Regions from separate parts of the Mus musculus genome. Here region 2 is linked to region 1. A link is a loop called in an ENCODE intact Hi-C map of the cell type or tissue named here. Cell type or tissue: left cerebral cortex. All regions are shown on one strand. Each heading gives the region's core, and the rest is flanking DNA. Links, peaks and the distances in the headings are about the cores only.

What was found. Hi-C counts contacts between places; a loop is a spot of excess contacts. Peaks named below come from ENCODE experiments on the same cell type or tissue, not always from the same donor. Only the 100,000 strongest peaks of a DNase experiment are listed, where the experiment ranks them.
Region 2: it touches region 1 in a loop (1.9-fold over the local background); 2 of 42 quality-filtered maps call a loop at or near these places.

The regions. Positions count from the first base shown.
Region 1 is chr15:103,031,796-103,037,167 of GRCm38, forward strand. Hoxc4 (homeobox C4) reads left to right here and starts at 2,600. Exons shown (of 2, transcript NM_013553.2): 1 at 2,600-3,366; 2 at 3,842-5,057. The coding sequence starts at 2,928. The coding sequence ends at 4,197. The region is part of intron 2 of Gm30528 (a long non-coding RNA gene); the gene reads right to left. In left cerebral cortex, for the core only: no CTCF peak of the experiment used is centred there; no DNase peak of the experiment used is centred there.
Region 2 is chr15:102,921,954-102,927,325 of GRCm38, forward strand. Hoxc13 (homeobox C13) reads left to right here. Exons shown (of 2, transcript NM_010464.2): 2 at 5,216-5,372. Among named protein-coding and RNA genes, the nearest start is that of Hoxc13, 3.5 kb to the left of the region's middle. In left cerebral cortex, for the core only: no CTCF peak of the experiment used is centred there; no DNase peak of the experiment used is centred there.

The DNA.
Region 1 (5,372 bases), core at 162-5,161:
AGAAACACACACATACACAGAGAGAGAGAGAGGACAGAGATAGAAATGACAGAGAGAGACAGACACACAGACAGACTGACAGAAACACACACACACACACACACAGAGGACAGAGACAGAAATGACAGAGACAGAGAGACAGACTGACAGAAACACACACATACACACACAGATGACAGACAGAAACACATACACACACACACACACACACACACACACACAGAGAGAGAGAGAGAGAGAGAGAGAGAGAGAGAGAGAGAGAGAATAAAATTTAAAGTCTTCACACAGCTCCCTGCACCAATAGCCTTGTATCTCCATTCCCCTCACTCACAGCCTTTTGCTCCTCTTCCATGCACACAGCTGGTCCTCATACTTAAGGTTCAGGTCCAAATGAGCAAGGATCCTCCAAAAGCTCTGGGAGTTTGGGAGTCTCCTATAAGAGATGGCTGACCACCAGGGAATTCTTGTTTCCTCACCCAGCTACTGGGGGCGGGGGGGGGGGGGGGCGGGCGGGAGGAGGAGTGCTGTCTCTTAGGAAGAGGCTAACTAGGACTAAGTCATGGGTGCCAAGCCCTGGTGAGCCCAGGTTGGGGCTGGGGCTGGGGCCCTAAGCATTAGGCAGGGAAAGCAGCCAGAGGCACAGGCCCAATCTGCATCTTTTGACTTTACTGTGGTTCCTTCCCATTATAGCTCTCAAAGTGAACCCTAATTTGGAAGAGGGGACCCTCTCCCACATCCCAAAGGTGGTGAAAAGAATGTTGGGAATCTTCTCTTTTCAGTATCTCCCTCACGGAGCTTTTTTTTTTTTCTCTCCCTCTTCCCCCTCCTCATTCCCTTAATTGCAGATGTTCTAATTAAACCCTCAAATAGTTGTTATGCTGTTTTAAAAGGTACTTATTCAAGTGTCAACCAGGCTGTGCTGGGAGGAGGCAGCATAGGGCGGCGAATTAAAGGTAGATTGACTAATCACGGCGGCGATCATAATAATAAAATCAGAGGGAAAAAAATCACATTACGACTTTTCGTGGAAAGGAGGGAGCAGGCAGCCAGCGGCCGCCAGCCCTGTGCCGCCGACACAAAGAGTGCGGGCGATTCCGCGAGACTGATTTATGACGTTTTACAGCCCTATAAAAGCTGTAGCGAGGAGGCAAGCGCTCCTACCACCGCTGGCAGATTTAGTCTAATAAATAAAACATAAACAGTTAACTTTATGTGTCACTTTTATTGTTATCAAGTAAAATATAGCCGAGCCCCGGCAAGCTATGATTTTAAACTATAATTGTTATCAAGTACAACAAGGAGACCTGGCTCCCACCCTGGGCTTTCCCCTCTGCTGCCCCCCCCCCCAACTCTGAGTTATAGAAGATCACTTAATTGGAGTCCGATGACGAGGAGGCCACCCTTAGCTAAGGAACCAGTGGCTGGAAAAATAGTCCTTCCTTGCCCCATCTCTCTTCCCTGACTCTGCCACCTCCCGTGAGGATATTCTGTGTGTGTGGGTGACAGAGGGAGGGAGCAGGGCAAGAATAGGCCAGAGACCCCTGCCCTGCCTCCAAAGAGTAGTTACCTCACCTCTTCTTTTTGGAAGGCAGCCTGGAGCTGGCCCTTGGGAATATGTGTTTACATGTAAACACACGTGTTACACGGATATAGTCTCAGATTGGAAGCAAGCAGGCTCTGCCCACACAGGCTTCCCTTGAGGGTAAGACATGGAGGAAAAACTCTCAGGGCCTTGGGTCAGGGCACTGACTCCTGGCAAATGTCTCATCTTTTCTTCTTCTTCTTCTTCTTCTTCTTCTTCTTCTTCTTCTTCTTCTTCTTCTTCTTCTTCTTCTTCTTCTTCTTCTTCCTTCTCCTTCCTCCTCCTCCTCCTTCCTCCTCCTCCTCCTTCCTCCTCCTCCTTCTTTCTCCTCCTTCTTTCTCCTTCTCCTTTCTCTCTCTCTCTCTCTCTCTCTCTCTCTCTCTCTCTCTCTCTCTCTCTCTTTCACCATTCTGGCAGGTGCTGTGAGAAGTCAGAAGGCCAGGGAGCAGGAGTCACACAAGAGTCATCAGTAGTAGATCTCTGCTCTGGGCTCTGGGCTCTGGGGCCTGGGCCGGGAAGGACAGTGGGTAGCAGGGGTGTCAAGATTTCTGAAATCTGCTTTTGCCAACCACTTCCTGTCTTTCTTCAGAGGGGGCTCAAGCCCTAGACTTCCAGAAATGACATCAGGATCATTTGTATCCCGCTGCCTCAACCTGCCTAGTACTGCTGGGACCCTGTCTCCAAGGCCCCTTGGCCAAGAGGGTTGGGTGAGTGTGTATGGGATAGGGGAAATGGACTTGAGGATCCGTGAATGGGGTAGGGCAGTTCAGGCTCTCCAGCCTTCTAAGCTCAACCTCGGCCCCTCCCCATCCAACCTGCACTGAAGCCCTCATTGAACTTCCTCTTCCTGCGAAAGAGGGGCGCTGCCCTGTGACCTACACAGACTGCAACACGATTGCCATAATGGAGACCACTGGAAAGGCACTGGAGCTGAGGCCCACGGGGCCCACTGGAGGCCGGAGAGGAGACTCTGGGCGGGGGCTAGATCACAGCCTCCCGACAGCCCCCAGTGCCCAAACATTGGAGTCGAGCTGGGAGCCACCCATCTTTAGCAAGGAAGGATTGTCAGTCTGGTGGGGTGTGCAATGGTGAGCACCCCAGCTTCTGCCAGCCATCCCCCACCCCCACCCCCAGCAGCAGCAGCACCACCACCACATACACAAAAAATTGGATACATTTTGAATAAAGCGATTCGGTTCCTTATCCGGGGACTGGGTTGCTCGGTGTGATTGGCCGGCGGAGTCACATGGTGAAAGTAACTTTACAGGGTCGCTAGCTAGTAGGAGGGCTTTATGGAGCAGAAAAACGACAAAGCGAGAAAAATTATTTTCCACTCCAGAAATTAATGATCATGAGCTCGTATTTGATGGACTCTAACTACATCGATCCGAAATTTCCTCCATGCGAAGAATATTCGCAAAATAGCTACATCCCTGAACACAGTCCGGAATATTACGGCCGGACCAGGGAATCGGGATTCCAGCATCACCACCAGGAGCTGTACCCACCACCGCCTCCGCGCCCTAGCTACCCTGAGCGTCAGTATAGCTGCACCAGTCTCCAGGGGCCTGGCAATTCGCGAGCCCACGGGCCGGCCCAGGCGGGCCACCACCACCCTGAGAAATCGCAGCCGCTCTGCGAGCCGGCGCCTCTCTCAGGCACCTCTGCCTCCCCGTCCCCAGCCCCGCCAGCCTGCAGCCAGCCAGCCCCTGACCATCCCTCCAGCGCCGCCAGCAAGCAACCCATAGTCTACCCTTGGATGAAAAAAATTCACGTTAGCACGGGTAGGCAACTTTGCTTTTTGCCCCCCTCCCTTTCCCGGCGCTCCCCACCCTCCCTGGCCCCCTCTGGCCCCGTCCTCCTTTCTCTCCTTCCCCCTCTCTCTCCAGGAGCGACTCTGGGTTAGCACAATTGAACTGGATTTACGAGCGAGAATGGGTAATTACATCCCCCATAAATTTTATGGCTTAGCTACTCTGGGCAGTCCGAGCCATGTGCTACGATCTGTTATGTATGTGTGAAAACTATGCTTGCTTTCTAAGGGCGCATAAATAATTCAGTGTCGTTACAATGAGGATTCCCCTCTTATTACACTACAAAGTCTCTAGCTTCCTTCAACTTCTTTATAACCCATTTAGCTTGATGACTTTATTTCCACCACTCCCTCCTGTTCCTCAAAGCTGAGGATGGGGTGAGGGTGGGGGCAGGGAGCCTGCTGCCTCTGAACCCCACTATTTGCTTCCCCTCCCCCTTCCCCAGTGAACCCCAATTATAACGGAGGGGAGCCCAAGCGCTCGAGGACAGCCTACACCCGGCAGCAGGTCCTGGAATTAGAGAAAGAGTTTCATTACAACCGCTACCTGACCCGAAGGAGAAGGATCGAGATCGCCCACTCGCTGTGCCTCTCTGAGAGGCAGATCAAAATCTGGTTCCAAAACCGTCGTATGAAATGGAAGAAGGACCACCGACTCCCCAACACCAAAGTGAGGTCAGCGCCCCCGGCCGGCGCTGCGCCCAGCACCCTCTCGGCAGCCACCCCCGGCACTTCTGAAGACCACTCCCAGAGCGCCACGCCGCCGGAGCAGCAACGGGCAGAGGACATCACCAGGTTATAAGACATAACTTACACCCCTGCCCCCACCCTGTGCTCCGTGCCCCCCTCACACACAAATTGACTCTTATTTATAGAATTTAATATATATATATATATTTTGGTTCTTTTCTCTCTCTTCCTCTTGCCTCCTCCCTTGTCAGTTCCAAACAGACAAAACAGATAAACAAACAAGCCCCTTGCCCTTTTCCCTTGCTGTTAAAGACCCCTTTAAGCATGTGGTGTTGTCTTAGCATGGTACCTGCTGGGTTTTTGTTGTTGTTGTTTTGTTTTGGGTTTTTTGTTTTGTTTTGTTTTGCTTTGCTTTGCTTTTAAGGCCATTGGGGGGGGTATTTATTTTTTAAGAAAAAAAGCTGCAAAAATTATATATTGCAAGGTGTGATGGTCTGGTTTGGGTGAATTTCAGGGGAAATGAGGAAAAGAAAAAGGAAAGGGAGATTTGTAAGTGGAGTCTCATCCTCTCTCCTCCTCCTTTCCCCCCATCTCTTTCCTTAGGCCTTTTGCATTGAAAATGCACCAGGGGAGGTTAGTGAGGGGGGAAGTCATTTTAAGGAGAACAAAGCTATGAAGTTCTTTTGTATTCTTGTGGGGGGGTGGAAGGAGGGGGGAGGACAGCAAACAAAGCTAAATGCATCTGGAGAGCCTCTGGGAGCTGTTCAGTTTGAGGAGCCAAAAGAAAATAAAAATGAACTTTCAGTTCAGAGAGGCAGTCTGTAGGTAGATGCTCCCCCTACCCTCATCGTGGTTATTGTGTTTTTTGGACTGAATTTACTTGATTATTGTAAAACTTGCAATAAAGAATTTTAGTGTTGATGTGAAATGCCCCGTGATCAATAATAAACCAGTGGCTGTGAATTAGTTTTACGTCAATGTCTGATGGTTTCTTTTTAATCCCCCTCCTCCTGGTCTGGTGACACCTCACCTTCTCTATAGTTGCCTAAGTTTACACTGAACAAACACACAAAGGTTGACACTTGACTTCAGGTGTTCAGTGCTAATGAAAGGGAGTCTGGGGTAAGGGATGTGGCAGACTGTAGAGCATACAAATGTCTCACCTCTGACTTCTCAGGGAGGTCAGACCTGGGGGTCCTTACCGTGAAGCTGAATGTGGGGTGGGGGCCCTCACTTTTCCTAAGTCAGACTCAGTCCCTTCTTTTACATATCCCACCTTCTCTGTCC
Region 2 (5,372 bases), core at 258-5,257, 110 kb before region 1:
CGCCAGGGACCCCTCCCCGCCCTGCCTGCCCCGCGGCTCCGCGCCTCAGCCACCCCCGCCGTCTGGCCCCGGCGCGCCGGCTCGGCTAGGCTGTCGATGGAGCCGGCCGGGCGAGCTATGCTGAGGAATGCGCTGGGGAAGAAATCTGCTCCGACACGTTCCCCGGAGCTGCCGGGTCCAGAGTGAAGCAATCAGAGGCGCCCGAGCGCCGGCTCGGCTCGGCTCTGGTCGGGAGCTCGCCTCCTCCTCCCCCAGCCTGCTCCAGCCTCATTCAGGGATCCTGGCCCCTAAATCCGCTTCCAGCCAGGAATGGGTTGGGGTTGGGCCTCTGGTGTCTTGGAACTTAGTCCAAAACCCTCAACCCAGTGGATAGTTGGGATTTGGGGAGAGTATAAGAACCTTTACCTTGCCCGAGTTTTCAGGAGCTGTCAACCACCAGATACTATAGCATTAAAATGGGGATCTAATTCTCCAGAGCCTATAGAAATGTACAATTTTTTTTCTTTTTAAATTTAACCATGAATGTTTTATAAGAGCACAGAAGAGATTTTTAAAAATCTCTGTAGAGGGAATGTGTAAGATTTGAATCCTCTCCTGGAATGCAATTTTTTTCTTTGCCGCTCTGGTACACAGTTTTAATCCTGTGAATCCACTGCCAGATCCTCCAAGTGAGATTTACTGGCATTCCAGACAGAGAAAGGGGTTCTAAAATGGGAGGTGGGAGAGGCAGACCTGTGCTGTGGTCCGGGGTCCAGACCACTCTTGTCTGGCTGTGTATGCAAGAAGAGAGCACTCTTGTGTTGTTCCTCTGTGGCTGTCTCTGAATAGGAAAGGATTCCATACCGCCCCCATCACTCCCCAGAGGAGAAAGACCGGCCCAGATTTCCCAAAACTGCATCAGAAGCTTTGGGTTCCACTCTGATCTGAGAGATAAGGATTTGAGGGTCTAGAGAAGCCAGCATTTGGGTCTACTCTTCCTGTACAGAGCTCAGTGGGAGACAGACAGTCCTCTTTTCTAATAGCTTCAAAGATCCTTGAGAGTCCAGAGAAGCCTAAGATAGCTTCCCACTGTGTGCAAAAGGAGCCCCCCCTAGCCTCCCATACCAGGCCTGGGATTTTTCATTGGAAAGATCAACCCAAAGAACTCTTTACGGTAGGCCTGAAATTCTTCTGCATCCGGGATTGGGTGGAGAGGTAGATGGAGAAGAATCACTGAATGATATTATAGAATGTAGCAAAAACATTCTGAAAAACAGCACAAGGTCACTTGTTATAAGTCAGTACCAGAGCTAAAACCACACAAGGCACCCTATTTCTCACAGCCAGAATCAAGGACATGGTTGTGGTACAATTGGTACCATACACCACCTTCTCCTCATTGACTATAAGATTTTTTTTTATACTATACAAACGTATTCATGTGAAGCACAGACTGATACATATCTATAAGATAGACTGTTCATATGTAGGCATTCCATAATACACTTATAGAAAATAGGCTGCCCTTCACTTCTCTAGCTCATAAGACAGAAAGCTTCTTAAATGAAGGTCCAGCAGGAATCCTTGTGGTAGTGGAATTAAAGGGTCACTGAAAGAGAGCCAGTGGACTGGGAATCCGGTGCTGACCCTGCTCACTGTAGGTAAGGACTCAGGCCTAGAGCAAAATCAACGTCTTTGGAATGAAGAGTGTACCTAAAAGAGCTGCTGTGGCTTTCCTGTATAGGCATGTGGGTTGTGTGGTGGGCTGGAGGGAAGCTCAGAATTATCTTTGAGCAAATAAACATCTTAAAGATTCCCAGAAACAAGAACAACACACATACACACACACACAAACCACTCTGCTAAAAATAAACACGTTTATATCACAGCCTCCTAGAGAAAGATATCTTTGAAATGAAAAAAAAACATACATCCCAATTGAGATTTAATACACTTGCAAATTACAACAGAGAAGTGGGTATAAAATCCAGTGTGCCTCCACTGCTCTGAGCTCATGCTCCCCACTAGAAGTAGATTCTGGCTGGCGTTTCTCAGTGCCTGAAGAAGTCCAGGAGGGAGGCAGATGAAAAAGAAATTATCTTCAGACACCCTCCATCTTTCTACCCACACAAGTCTTTTAGAAGTAGTGAGATTTTTCAGATAACTCTGTCTATGCAATTGTGGTTTGTTCGGCAACATCTAGCCATAAACACCACTGTCTCTCTTCACTGCCTCTGGCTCTGAGAAACCTCACCTATGATAGTCTGGGCTGGTGTGGGAGATGGAGGCAATTGTTCAGAAAGATCTAGATAATTAGAGCTGTGAGGAGTTGTGGCTTCTTTCTCCCAATTATATAGACCCCTGCTTCACAGTTTCTCTCTCTCCTCTCTCTCTCTCTCTCTCTCTCTCTCTCTCTCTCTCTCTCTCTCACACACACACACACACACACACACACACACACAGTGATGAGTATAGATCCCTTTCTTTTTTCACCAAGAAGGGCAGAAATCCCAGGAGACAATTAGATGGAAGAAGAAAAAGACAGTTCTGAGATAGATAGATAGATAGATAGATAGATAGATAGATAGATAGATAGATAGAAAGAAAGAACAGATAGATTATAGAATAGAACAAAACAAAAACAGTGGGTTTTTGGAGCCCGTATATTGACGGTCTTTGAATTTGGATTGGAAAGAGCCACTAGCTGCAAAAGATTGTCCTTAAATCCCAGAGCCTACTAATGAAGTGGGCAGGCTTTGGAGTGCCCTGCACAGAAGCCTCTACCCCAAAACAAAGACTAGCAGGGGATTGTTTTAATTATTTGCTTCTCATAGATACCGATTAGATTTCCAAGTACAAATACATTAGTGTAGGTGATCTGGGGGGACGTTAGGGAAGGGAACATTGAGCTAAGTCCACACCCTAGGCAGGGTAGGCACTGCTCAAAGTCTAAGCTACCAGCTGCTCTCACATCTGTGAAGCCCACTTCCTTTCTAGCCAAGACAGCAGACAATGGAAGGTGCTCCTCTGAGGAGGAAAGACAGGAGCTATTTCTCCAGGAGGTCAAAACAACCTGCTGTTCAGTTTGACCCAAGGGAAACCTTGGTGGAGTCAATCTTTGGCATCCAATCGAGGGAGGGGAAAAAATGACCAGTTTAGAGCAGATACCTACCTTTTAACCAGAATTTTTAGGATTGTGTTGATTAAACTTCATTAGAAATTTAGAGTTTTTGTGTAGGGAGCTACAAAAAGTGATTTTTAAAAAAAAAAAAAATTAGGGACAGTTAACTGGTTCATTCAAAAACTGAAACGCACCCATATCATCACTTTACCCTTCAACAAAGGGGATGTACTAGGAGGGCCATTTCTCTTTTGCCCCTTACCCTGACTTTATGTGAAGAGTCAGAGAATCTAGATTCCAGCTCTGCCGGTCAAGTCACTGCCTTACTATAAGCCTCTGATTTCTAATTTTGTAAAGTGCATTTAATAAAATACAACTGAAGAAGTGTTCTGGGGATATCACTACTTATTTCCTTCATTTTTATTCTTGCCCCAGAATTATCTGTTTCTTAAATATAGTTCCATCTATAAGAGTAAAACAAATTGAAGACCAGTTATTTAAAACTTTGTAACTTTTTAACTTGACAGTTCATATCTACTAAACTGAAGTGGCTGGTTTGTTTGTTTGTTTGTTTTCCTGATTAAAAAATCTTGGGTGTCAGAGAAACATTGACAAGTTGGATAGATAATTTTCCTGAGACATTGTAACCATGAAGGCAGCTTGTGCCGGCCACTGGAACCCCATTCCATTTTCTTCCTGGCTACTTTATTTCTATCTGCATTCTGTTGTGATCTGCCTCCCACATCCCCTCTCTGTTTAGTGGGCCATGGGTCTTGGGGGGTACTCACTGGGAATGTCAGTGTAGGGAAGATGCTTATAGAGTGGGGTGTAAAGAAACACTTCAGCAGATTCTCTGCTTTCATGCTGGGGTCATGTCTAATACTTCCAAAGGAACATAAGAATGAAGAAGAGAACTCAGACACTCAGACCTTGTTAGAGTCTACCTGAAGTCCACTGATGCCATAGAAAGCAATGAAGGCAGAGCTAGCTGTTCACATAGTCTCCCTTATCCTCCCACTATGGTCTTTCACTGCCAATAGTGCAGGTGGGGAGTGCCATCCTATTGTGAATTCCTGTGAAATGCTCTAAACCTGAAGAAATTAAATAAGTGGTGGCTGAAATTGCAAGGATAGAGCTTAGGGTAGCTGGGGTTTAGAAAATTTCTTTCAGCTTTGGAAGAACAGACATAGGAAGGTTGGAACAGGATTTTTTTTTTTCTTCCTTTTGGTGGAACCTAGGTATGGACCTCCTCCTATGGGGATCTGATTTCCTTACACTGAGCCAAGATCTTCTTCCTTGGGTGGTGGTAGATGATTCACAACACTGGAGCCCTTTTTGTAAGTGACTGATCCCTCAAGCAGTCTGGCTTCATCTGATAGTTTCTTCTCTATGTTGGTGAATCAGATCCCATAGTGTCAGGCTAGACTCATTCATGAGCCTGGGCACCTTCAAGCTGAAGGACCTACTTGATGGTCCAAGCCCCTGTAGCTGACACCCTGATTGTTATGCACTCCTCAAACTTACAATGTAAGTCCTTCTCCCCCCCCCACACACACACACAAAGGGGAGATTAGAGGGTGTAGGAACCCTGTTGTGCTAACTGCAGAATGAAGGAGTTTTTGTTTTTGTTTTCTAAATACCGGGCGCTCCAGCAAGCAGGAGGAGGACTTGGAGCGTCCAATTTTAAGGGTCCAAGGTTTCTAATAAAGGGTGTTGTGTAGAGCCATAGTGGAGGTTGAGGCAAAAGGGGGAAAAATCAATAATACAGATTCTCTGTTTAGATTTTTAATGATATTTTATCATGGATTTTTTTGCATTGTTTTGATTTTCTTTTTAAAACACGTGCCTTAAAATATTATCTTGATTACTGCGTTTTTTGAGCGCCCTCCTTTTAAGTTTGTACCTAGAAGGAAGCTATTATTCCAGTGGCCTCACCTTCTCTGTGGACTTACTAATAGCGGGGATGGGGGGTGTACTTAGAATTAGGGCGCCTCGTCATGCAGTACAATCTGGCGGCCCAGATGAGACCGTGTGGGAACTTCAGACCGCCTCGCATCCCAGTAGCCCTTAGCCGCCCACCTCACTTGCTCCTATATGCCTTCTCTCTCCCTCTAGACGTGGTTCCTCTACAGCCCGAAGTGAGCAGCTACCGGCGCGGGCGCAAGAAGCGCGTGCCCTATACCAAGGTGCAGCTGAAGGAGCTAGAGAAGGAGTACGCAGCCAGCAAATTCATCACCAAAGAGAAGCGCCGGCGCATCTCAGCCACCACGAA